2 separate regions of the Homo sapiens genome follow, and region 1 is linked to region 2. Evidence: chromatin contacts called from ENCODE Hi-C data. All regions are on one chromosome and are shown on one strand. Each heading gives the region's core, a stretch centred on a gene start or an enhancer-like site at or near the end of the contact. The rest is flanking DNA. Distances are from core to core; before and after follow the strand shown.

Region 1 (5,611 bases), core at 2,791-5,290, 680 kb before region 2:
GCTAATATTTCAAGCTGAAAATAATAGTTCTACTGCCAGTGTCTCCAGAATGTGGAGCCCATTAATATTTTTATTTTAGCTTTACTGAGGTATACTTGACCGCTGATAAACTGCACATATCTAAAGTGTACAGTGTGTTGGCATATGTATACCCTGCGTAAAACTATCACTGCGATCAAGGTGAAAATCAGACCCATCATCCCCAAGTGCCCTTTTGCCCCATTATTAGTTTGCATGTCCTAGAATTCTATGTAAATTGAATCATACAATATGTATCCGTTTTTTGGTCAGCCTTATTTTACTCAGTATAATTATTTTGAGATCCATCCATGTGGTAGCATTTGTCAAGAGTTTTTGTTTTTGTGTTTTTCATTGCTGAGTACCACTTCATTGAACAGATTTGTCCATTGACCTACCGATGAACACTTGGGTTGTTTCCAGTTTGGGGCTGTTATAAATAAAGCTGTTATGAACATTTGTATACAAAAAAAGGTGAAATTGGAGATGGACCTTGAAATATTAGTAAGATTAAGTGGCCAGTGGGAATCTGGGGAAATAGGATTCAACTAGACAAGAGGGTTAATGAATATAGGTAGGGTTGTTCTTGTTACTCTCTGGAAGAGATTAAAAACTTGGGAGCTCTCAAGTGGTCATTTCATGGAACTGAAGGAAAAAAGCCAGAAACCACAGGGAGAGAATAAATAGAAATGCAGAGGAGACAGAGGGAGACTTTCTGGGTTCCTTTCAATACTCCAGTTCCTGGTTTCCATCTCATCCCGAGGCTCAGCTGCATCCCTGATCTACCCTGGTATCTTCAAATAAATTCCAAGTTTTTTGTCAATGAATAGAAGCCAAGCAGTTATTGAAGCCAGGAATCCTAGCCAGGTACACAGGAATGAGCACAGAATGTTGAGTATTATCAGATCTAAGCCTCGGGGCCAATACTTGGAATGACCTTTGTTGTCTTCGACTAGCTTTTTTGGTTAGCCTTGGTTTGGAACCCAGGTTGGCCAGAAGAGTTTAAAGAGCTAAGCAGGGGCTCCTAAGGTCTTGCTCCTGTTATTCAGGCTACGTGGCTCTGGATCACATTGAGACAAATTTCCATGGATAGAAACAAAAGTCTCCTTGCTTCCAGAGCACTATTTGAACTTTGACTACAGGTGGTTGGTAGTGATACCTATAGTATCTCCCATTTAATTCCCCAGTTTAGACTGTGCAGAAGACAAATGGATCTTGAAGAATGACTGTGGAATGTCATAAATGTAATCAGATGGGGACTCCAATTTCAGCTGCTCTCCCAGAAGTAGTACCTTTACTGGGGCAGATTAACACATTGGTATGCACCTGGGGCAGATCTGACATTTGGTATGCACTTATTTACCTGGCTAATGCCTTTTCCTCCATACCAATTTGCAAGGTCCATCAGAAGTGATTTGCTGTTACCCAACAGGGCCAACAATATGTCTTCCCAGTGTTGCCACGGGCTCCATTAGTTCTCTTGCTCACTGCCATAATAGTCTGAAGTGATCTTGATTGTTCTGACATTCCACAAAACATCACACTGGTCCACTCTATTGATGACATTATGTGAGCATCATTGGATCCCATGAGTACGAAGTAGTAAGTACTTTAGATGCCTTAGTAAGATGTATGCTAGAGGGTGAAAGAGACCTACAGAGATTAAGGTGGTGAGAGAAGCCCACCTTCTCAATGGTGAGTGATGGCTACTGCTGAAAGGTCCACTGAATAAAACCACATTTTAAATCAGGTAGTTTACCTTCTAAAGGTAGAAAAGTCATTCATTTGGAACCAAACCACCTACTTCAGAATAGCTGTTTTGGTAAGTGAAGCATTTGCTTCAGTATTTGCTCTTAGTATTATTTTTAACAAGATTTCTAATGACAGATTGTGACTTGGAGGTGATTCACTTTTGTTTCCTAGTTGTCTTGACAGCAACGTAATTCATGATATTCTGAGTACTTGAGAATCCAAAAATTTTACAATCCAACAATATGATGTTTATTAAAATTTTCCTAAGAAATACACTGGTAAGCAAGGCACAGTGGCTCATGCTTGTAATCTCAGCACTTTGGGAAGCGGAGGCCTGTGGATTACTTGAGCTCAGGGGTTCAAGGCCAGTTTGGGCAACATGATGAAACAGCCTCGGCCAAAAATAAAAAATTACCTGGGCATGGTGGCTTGCACCTGTGGTCTCAGATACTCAGGAGGCTGAGGGTGGAGGATCACTGGAGCCCTGTAAGTCAAGGCTGCAGGGAGCTGTGATGGTGCCACTGCACTCCAGCCTGGGTGACAGAGTGACTCTGAAGAAAAAGAAAGGGCACTGATAAAAATTCTTTAGGATTGGATGGACTAAAGAGGGAGAACTATTTTTATTCAATTTTTTTTTTTGGTTACAAATAATAGTGACTTAAGGACCATAACTAAATATAATTTCAAGGAGGGGCAACTCTTAGTGTCTCTTATAACCACTTCACACAGAATTTACTTTTACTGCTATGGTGATTTCTCTTTAGATTTCTTTCTGTATTTATTTACGCTTTTATTTTTTATGTATGGTGTATATATCTATGACTTTTTCTCTCTGATTTTATGAAACTGAAATTAAAGTGGAAATACTTCTATGCCCTGCTTTTTTCCATGTGCTATATATATATCATCCTAAAATTACACATGGAAAAAAATTTAAAAGGATTTTATTATGAAACATTTCAAACATATAGAAAATTTGAAAAAAAAAATTATGCCAGTACCTTAGACACACGATTTACATTCAAGAAGTATTAATATTTTGAAAAATTTAGTTATCTTTCATGTGGGGGTGGGGTGCATTTTAAAGTACATCAAAGACCAGATGCTTACTTGGACCTTTGTTTCAGGAAGTCCAGAGCTTACAGCATATTCTGGATAGCACTGGAGAGAAACCAACACGGGAGAGAAAGCAGCCAGCAGTTTTCTGGCACTCCCTTAGTTTGAAAAAATTTACATCACAAGAAAGCAAGCCTTCCTTTCACCTTTTAGGTGCAAACTGATAAACATAACCAGTAGGGCTACTATACTTCACAGAGCCTTGCTCCCAGTAGATACTCAAAACATGCAGTTGAACTGAATTTCAGTTGTTATTTTAAAGCCGTGCTTGAAAAGCGTATGTGACAAATGTACTTTCCTAATCTTCCTGAGAAGAGCAGTACTGTGTCTTACGGGCGAAAAAACCAGAGGAGCCAGGAGTGGAGGGTGCAATAAAACGCCTGCATTGGGGCAGATTGCCTCATTTTGAATCCCTGACTCCTCACTGTGCTTTGGGGAAAACTATGGAAATTTTCACTGCCTAGCTTATTAAAATGGACTGCTTAGCTGAAATATAGAGGCGTCCATGACAACTACCCGGAGGGCTTTGTTAATCATATTGCAGGACTCCACCCGCAGTTTCTGGTTCTGTAGGTCTAGGTGGGGCCGAAAACGTGCATTTCTAACAAATTCTAGGGTGATAGTGACGCGGCAGGTCCCGAGACAACAGGAAACCCAAGGGACTCGAGGCAGGCGCTCAATAAATATTCACTATGAACCTCAGCACCATCGAAGCGGCCCACCAGCAGGGGCCGCGGGGTATGCGCTGCAGGGAAGAGCACGGCCTCTGTCCAATGTCCCTGCCGGTACATCACTCCTCTGCAGGGACTAGGTTAGAACCGGGAGGCAGCCAGAGCAGCGCTCTCGCTGGATAACGGAAGAGGACTCCCTCGCCAACTTCCGCCTCTGGGGAAAAGCGGGGACCCTCCGCCACCTGAGTTCTGTTGTCTCGATTTCGCCGCAGTTTGCTTCTGGCCCGGGCGAGAACCTGTCCTCTGGGCAAGCCAGGGGTCGGTACAGGACTCCTATACCCCAAGGCGAGGCGGAGGCAGGTGCCGAGCGGTGGCCAGAGTCCGGCGCCCAAAGCCCGATGGGAGGGCGTGGCGGGGGAGGACGGTCCCGCCAGCTCCCAGGTCGGTTCCGAGCGCCCGCGGCCCGATGGCCGGGCGGAAGATGGCTGCCCGGAGCGCCGCGGACAGTCACGTGGTACGCCGGGCCCGTAGCCGCGCCCCTTCCCCCGCTCGCCAAGTCCCCGACCCCGCGGGAGGCACGGCCTCGGGCTGCCTGTAGGCCACCGAGGTGCGGCGCGGGCCGGCCAGGGACGGCGGGCATCGGGGCGGGAAGGCCAGCTCTCCCCGCTGTCCATCCTAACTTGGGCGCTGGGGCTTCGCTCGGGGAGCAGAGGAAAACCTTCCTTCAGGCGACTTGCACCACGTGGGGCTACTGGGCATGCGCGGGCTCCGACCCCGGCCTAGCCGCTCTCCGGGTTTTCGCCGCAGCTCGGAGGGGCGGCGGAAGGTGGGCCCCAGGCGGGGCGGGGCGGCTCTGACGCAGTCGGAGTTTTCACCTCGCGCGGTTAGAGCTCTTGCGCCTCCGTCGCGCTCCCAGGCGTCGCCAGAGGCTTTTTTTTTCTGTTGTGGGAGAAAGATGAGAGTCTATGGTTAGAGGTTTGAAAATGGGCCGAATAGTCAGGTCGGCCGTTTCCTAGGAATGATCCATTGGGCATTAATCCCAAGTGTCGCAGCCCTTGGGCTTGGTGGGAAAAAGAATCCAGTAGTAGTTCGCAAACTCGTGCCTGGCTTCCAGCAGGCTGAGTTTGCGTTCCCTGCTTTGTGACCAGCTCTAGCGGCTCCCGTCTCCGGCCCTGCCCCAAGGGATTTACCGTCCCAGATTGTAAAATCTGGCTCCCGCTAGGCCTTACTTAGTGGGCCCCTAAAAACGCTGGGGAAAGCGCCCGCCTCCTCAGTTTCCCATTACTTGAAAGTAAAATTCAAGGGGCCCAAACTGCGACTGTCCCTTGGTTCGGGGTCCCGCTCGGTCCCGGGAGGAGCCCCCCGCGGACCCCGCCCGGCCGGCCCGCCCCCCCGGCCGCAGTGAACACCCGGAGGAGCGGAGTCGCGTCGCGCGGGAAGCCGGGCCGGCTCGGGCAGCGGACTGGGCATGCTCGGCAGCCCGGGAGGCTCGCGGTGGCAAGTCGAAAGCGTTCGCACCAGCGGGGCAGCGGCTGCGGGCGGCAGGCGGCGGGCAGGTCGGGAGTGAGAAGGACCGGCCTGGGCTGACTGCTCTCCCCTCGCGCCTAGGGAGCCGGTCGGAGAGCGCGATTGGGGTGCGGAGCCCCGACGCTGCCCTGCCCCGGATTTCATTCCGCGGCGGGGGCTCCGCGAGCGGAATTCCGGCGGCTGCCGTGACTCCAGTGCAAGTGAGTCGTGGGGCAGGGACAGACAGCCGGCCTCACGGTTGCGGGGGCCGATCGGACACCTGTCTCGCGGGCCCGGCCTTATGCCGGGGAGCAGCGGGCGGGCTGCTCTGGGGCGAGGGGGCGTGAGCGCAGCCCGCGCGGTGCCGCGCGCGTACCTGGCGGGCAGTCCTCCAGAGCTGCTGCTCCCGTGGGTGGTCACAGCGGGGAGGTCCGGCGGCCGGGATCCGGGCTCGGAGGGGGCGGGCCGCCGGCGGGGCTCCCCGGCTAAGTTGGGGCGGGGAGGAAGGAGGAGGCGTCAGTGGGCACCTTTTCAGAGCTACTGCGTGC
Region 2 (5,461 bases), core at 579-3,078:
ATCTCATGACTCTGCTTTATTCCCTTTACAGCACTTATCACTAAAGGCAATGTTTTAATTTATGTTTGTTGGTTTACCTCAGTATTATGTAAGCTCTGTGAGCGCAAGGGTCCTCTTTTCAAAAAAAAAAAAAAAAAAAAAAACCCACAAAAACCACTATAGTCCTGCCCCCAGAAAAGTAGCTAGCACACTGTAAAAGCTCAGTAAATGGTGTTCATTCCCTGGTCCCCCAATTTACCTTCAAATCTTAATCAAATTAATTTAACAATATTGTCACATTAAGGAAGTGTATATGCCCTTTGTGCTCTGAAACTCAGAAATACTAAGATTAATATGAAACTGTGTTCTAAACAGGTAAAGTAGTAGCTCAGGCCTAGGAATCCCAGCATTTTGGGAGGCCGAGACAGGAGGATGGCCTGAGTTCGAGAGTTTGAGACCAGCTTGGACAACACAGGGAGACCCCATCTCCACAATAAGTCAAAAAAAAAATTTTAAAAATTAGCCAGGTGTGGTGGTACGTACCTAGATTCCCAGCTACTTAGGAGGCTTAGAGGGGAGGATTGTTTGAGCTCAGGAGTGCCAGGCTTCAGTGAACTATAATCATGCCACCGCACCCCAACATGGGTGACAGAACGAGGTCCTGACTCTAAAAACAAACAAAAAAAAAACGAAACAAAACACCATGTGTTGTAGATTCAGTTTTTTGACAAAGGTGACACCAGGGAAATGAAAGGTCTTTTATATTTTTTTGCACTAGAGTCAGTCTGAACATATTTCGTTGTTGTTGTTCCTTAGTATAAAATACCTAGAGAAATATTACAAGGATTCTCTAAAAAGAAAGTACTTTCGTAAAGGCTTTATCCACGACCAACTGCCTATCTTTAGGTCCAAGTTCTATTTATCTAGTTGAACAACCACAGTTACAAAGTACCAAAGTTCTGGAAAACATATTCACAAGACCGAGGAGAGGCAAAGGCAAGATATTTATGCCTCTGTATACCTTGATGTTGCCTATTTCCTTTCCTATAATTCTTACCTGGCTTCTTTCTTCATGTCTATATATCACCTTTAAAGTTCAGCTTACTTCCTAGCTCCTAAAGAAGGTTTCCTAGCCTGTCCCAAGTCATATTTATTTCTCACTTACATGCAATATTACTGAATATTCTGCCCTTACGGCTACTTGGAGGCTCAGAATATGTCACTGTGTACTAAAAAGTTAACTACGGGCTTGCTATTTGGAATACATTTACTCCCAAAGCTGGGCTCTACTCTTAAGGGTCAATCACACGGCCCACCACACACAAAACGTACGAGGCTTGGATATAAACCTAAGAAAACATGCATCATCTCGCGAGTCCAGGTCAATCACGGACAGCTTCCCCAGGAGATCCGTGGCCCTTTTTTAGGCCTTTCTATCTTGAAAGAGCAGCCATGCAGATACACTAACCCCACCACTGGTACTTAAGCTTGTAAACGCCAGCAAGGAAAAAAAAACCAACAACATAAAACATGGGACGCGCAACTTTAGTGTAAACGCAAGAACCAGTCAGAAATAATCGCAAGCTAGGCCCCATACTTACGCGGGACGCCAGCCAAATCCGCGTGCGAGTAACCTGCTTCGCCGGCTCCGAAAAAGCCGGCCAATACCCCTGTGGTTTTGTCGCCGCTTCCCCCGCCTCCTTCCATGGTATCGCAGCAAACCGAGTGGTTCCCGCCGCTGCCTCAAGCCTGGGTGGTCCGCTGGGCCGTTACTCCTCAATAACAGCGGGTAACCCCGCGTTGCCAGCGCCTACTTCACACGCTGACATTCCGGGCGCCGGTTCCCGTTAAGCGCCACACTTCCGCTTTGCGGCAGTGTGCGCCCCGGAAGCCGGAAGCGCCTGACGGCAGCTTTCCGGTGGTGGGAAAGTGAACGAATCCCGAATCAAAGCGGCGCATTGAGGCAGGTGGGGTGCCAGTGGAAGAGGGAAGGCAGGCGAGTGTTTACGGCCTGACTTGGGAGGCCGGCGGATCAGCAATTGCAGAAGCAGGCAGCGGCAGAGAGGGAATGGTGCAGGCAGGCGCTGAGAAGGAGGCGCAGTCCATCTCTCTCAGGGTTAGTGAATGAGGCTCTCCGCCCGGGCCGGCCCGGGGACAGTGCGCTGCTGGTCCCAGCATGAATGCGGGCCCCGGCTGTGAACCCTGCACCAAGCGACCCCGCTGGGGCGCCGCTACAACTTCGCCGGCTGCTTCGGACGCCCGGAGCTTTCCCAGCAGGCAGAGGCGCGTCCTCGACCCCAAGGACGCTCACGTGCAGTTCAGGGTCCCACCGTCCTCGCCAGCCTGCGTCCCAGGGCGGGCGGGACAGCACAGAGGCAGCGCCACCTCGCTTGGTACGTGGGAAAATAAAAATCTTTGTCCTTCGCCTCGGCCCGAACCTTCTGGTCTCAGTCTGAGGACCCAGGGGCTCCAGTCACTCCTTTCTGGTCTTGTGTGCATCGTCACTCTTGAGGTCCACTTGCTGAGCTACCAAAGCCACTAGTGGGTGAATGGGGCCGCATTTTTCCCAGTGCGATTGATGTGAGAAACTCTGATGAGCAGTCACTCACAGGGCGGAAAATGGCAGGAGACTCCACCACCTGTTTGCTTCTTCAGGTTTGATTGAGAAATTGCCTTAGTCGTCAAGGAGATCTAATTGTGTATGTAAAACAGTAGGGCGCTTCAGCCTCTAGATAGGAAGAAAACAACTTCACTTGTTCAGATTCTGGGTCCCAGGGTGCAGAGCTATTAGTTTAAGCTGGCATTGTACCCGTCCCTGGTATACAGTGTTGAACGAGAGAAACTTGGCCTCTGCCTTCATACCTTAAAATCTATCTGGAGAGATAGACGATAGCAAAAGTTAATATAATAAAAGGTAATGGATGTTCTGATAGATGAATGACAGATTGTTTTACCTAACTGAATTTATGGAATCGAAAATAGTCCTCCAGAAGATGAGATGCTTATTCTGAGGACTGTAGAATGAGTAGGAGTTAGATGAAGAGGAAGTAAGAAGTGTTTCAGGAGTGCAACCGAGGCCGGGCGCGGTGGTTTTGCCTGTAATCCCTGAGCTTTGGGAGGCTGGGGCGGGTGGATCACCTGAGGTCAGGAGCTCAAGACCAGCCTTACCAATATGGTGAAACCCCGTCTCTGCTAAAAATACAAAAAATTAGCCTAGCGTGGTGGCGGGCAACTGTAATCCCAGCTACTCGGGAGGCTGAGGCAGGTGAGGCAGGAGAATCGCTGGCATCCGGGAGGCGGAGGTTGCAGTGAGCCGAGAGGGCACCATTGCACTCCAGCCTGGGCAACAAGAGCGAAACTCCGCCTCAAACAAAACAAAACAAAACAAAACAAAAACAGGAGTGCAATTGATATATAGAGTGAACGCAAGAGAGTGTGAGAGATGAGGCTGCAGGGTGGTACAGAAAAGTCAGATCAAATTGGATATGTAGACATTGCTAAGGATTTTGAACTCTAAGGGCATTGATAAGCTACTCAAGGGTTTTTAGTAGGGGAGTGACTTGATTAGACTTATTTATTTGTTGAAAAGTCTGTGTGGCTGGTGTGTGGAAAATAAAGAATGGATTGAAAAGGAACTCAAGTGGAGCATCAAGACTCAGTTAAGGAGTTAATCTAGGTTGGAAATAATTGTAGCTTAGGCCTGGATGCTGGCAATAGGGAAGGGGATGGATTCATGAAAGAATGGGATACTTGAGAAGAAATATTTCTGTGCTGGAGAAGTAGATTGGGGAGTTCGTGGCATAAACATTATAATGGATGCTATGGGCATAGATAACATAAACATGTAGAGAAAGTAAAGGTGACCTAGGGCAGATGCCTTAGGAACACCAAAGTTTAAGAGTAGACTGAAGAGAAGCGGCTGTAGAGGTGGGAGGAAAGCCTGGCTTGTGTTGTGTCAGACAAAGGAGATCATTTCAAAAAGGATGCATTCGTTAACAGTGTAAGAGGCTGGGCAGAGCTCGGGCAGTTCTCTGGTGAAGAGTCTACACTTAGATGTCTTCATACTTAGGGGCAGTACCAAGTAGACTTGCACTAGGCCTTGAAGGATGAGGAAGATTTGCTGTATAAATCAAGAGGAGAAAGAATTATACATGCAGAGGAAATAAGACATGCAAAAGTTGGTAAGACTGGAGCATAAGATGACAGAGGAGTGTCTGATGAGGCTGGGTGGCAGACAGGAGCTTATGAAGAAACTCAAATTCCATTTTAAGGAATTTCAACCTTATTCTGTGGTTAATGGAGAAACCACTAAAAAGCTTTTAAGCGTGGGAATACCATTTGGTTAATATTTTAGAAAAGTGGCTTTTGGACTTTTCTAACTGCAACCCACAGCATAAATTTTATCCAGTACACAGAGTAAGAAATATATGTAACCTGGCAAATAAGCCATATTTATAACTGAAATAAATGTTTCATGAAATAATACTTAACCTTACTATGTGTGATGCATTCTTATATTGTCTGTGTTATTTCATTGAAAAATGACTGGTCATTTGTAGTTTGTAGAACACTGGATAGTCAAGGCTGTAGACAGGGAGACTAGTTGCAAGAAACAAATGGCAGTTGTCTAGTAAGCGATGTGTTTAAAGGGTATGAGGAAGGGATGGATTTAAAATTTAGGATGTAGATTTCAGAGAACTTGGTATAGGGGAGAGAGAACTGAAGGTGAACTTCAGGTATACGTTCAGGTGTACTTCAGCTTCTGTGACTGGATAATTTGTGGTTTCATTAACCTTATTTGCATGTAAAGGAGGAGGAGTTAGTTGCAAATAGGGGTGAGGGCAGTCAGTCCTCACTGGTTGGATCTTAATTAAGATTTCTGCAGAAGAGGTACCAAATGAATACTTGGGGCTGTATTTCGCATGTTTAAATGTTTTCTGTATACCTGGCACAGGACACCAATTAACAGAATGTTCGAAGACTATATTTGTATCAAAAGCCCATTGTTTGAATTTTTGGGATTCCTTTAGGAACTTGGTATTTAAATTTTTATATATAATTATCTTAGGACAAGTAGGCGGGGTAGCGAAATGGATATTTATTCAGTATCTTTAAATTTTATATTCTTTATCTTCCTGGATATATTTCTTGTATTGACTGAAATCGCTAATTTTGCTGGGCATGCACCTGTAGTCCCAGCTACTTGGGAGGCTAAGGCAAGAGGATCACTTGAGCCCGGGAGTTCCCGTCCAGCCTGAGCAACATAGCGAGACCCCACTTCTGAAAAAAGAAAAAAAAAATCTGCAAACCTGCATATTGGCAGAACTCAGCATGTTATTCACATTGTGATGACGCAGGTTTATCCAGATGTGTTGCTATAGACTTTTTGTGAAAGTGGAATGTTCCTTTGACATGCAGGTGAATTTTATTGCGTTTTGTGCCTTTTGGCTGTATCTATAGCTATTAATTGAATGACTTGCTG

What was found. Hi-C counts contacts between places; a loop is a spot of excess contacts on that map. Pooled maps may share reads with other maps.
Region 1: a map of gastrocnemius medialis shows a loop between it and region 2 (8-fold over the local background). The contact joins the promoter of SGMS1-AS1 here to the promoter of TIMM23B-AGAP6 in region 2. A Hi-C loop is called at or near these places in 3 of 168 maps with a recorded cell type or tissue (CD4-positive, alpha-beta memory T cell, gastrocnemius medialis and naive thymus-derived CD4-positive, alpha-beta T cell) and 14 of 50 pooled maps.

What each region holds. Positions count from the first base shown.
Region 1 is chr10:50,623,380-50,628,990 of GRCh38, reverse strand. It overlaps SGMS1-AS1 (SGMS1 antisense RNA 1), which reads right to left and starts at 4,040. Exons shown (of 4, transcript NR_126411.1): 1 at 3,800-4,040; 2 at 2,186-2,321. It overlaps SGMS1 (sphingomyelin synthase 1), which reads left to right and starts at 5,035. Exons shown (of 11, transcript NM_147156.4): 1 at 5,035-5,284. RefSeq lists silencers at 3,868-4,497, 4,622-4,779, 4,828-5,087, 5,348-5,611 and an enhancer at 4,638-5,166.
Region 2 is chr10:49,938,420-49,943,880 of GRCh38, reverse strand. It overlaps TIMM23B-AGAP6 (TIMM23B-AGAP6 readthrough (NMD candidate)), which reads right to left and starts at 1,828. Exons shown (of 17, transcript NR_158661.1): 1 at 1,581-1,828; 2 at 523-646. PARG (poly(ADP-ribose) glycohydrolase) reads left to right here and starts at 1,854. Exons shown (of 18, transcript NM_003631.5): 1 at 1,854-2,372. The coding sequence starts at 2,156. It overlaps TIMM23B (translocase of inner mitochondrial membrane 23 homolog B), which reads right to left and starts at 1,828. Exons shown (of 7, transcript NM_001290117.2): 1 at 1,581-1,828. The coding sequence starts at 1,686. RefSeq lists an enhancer at 1,944-2,013.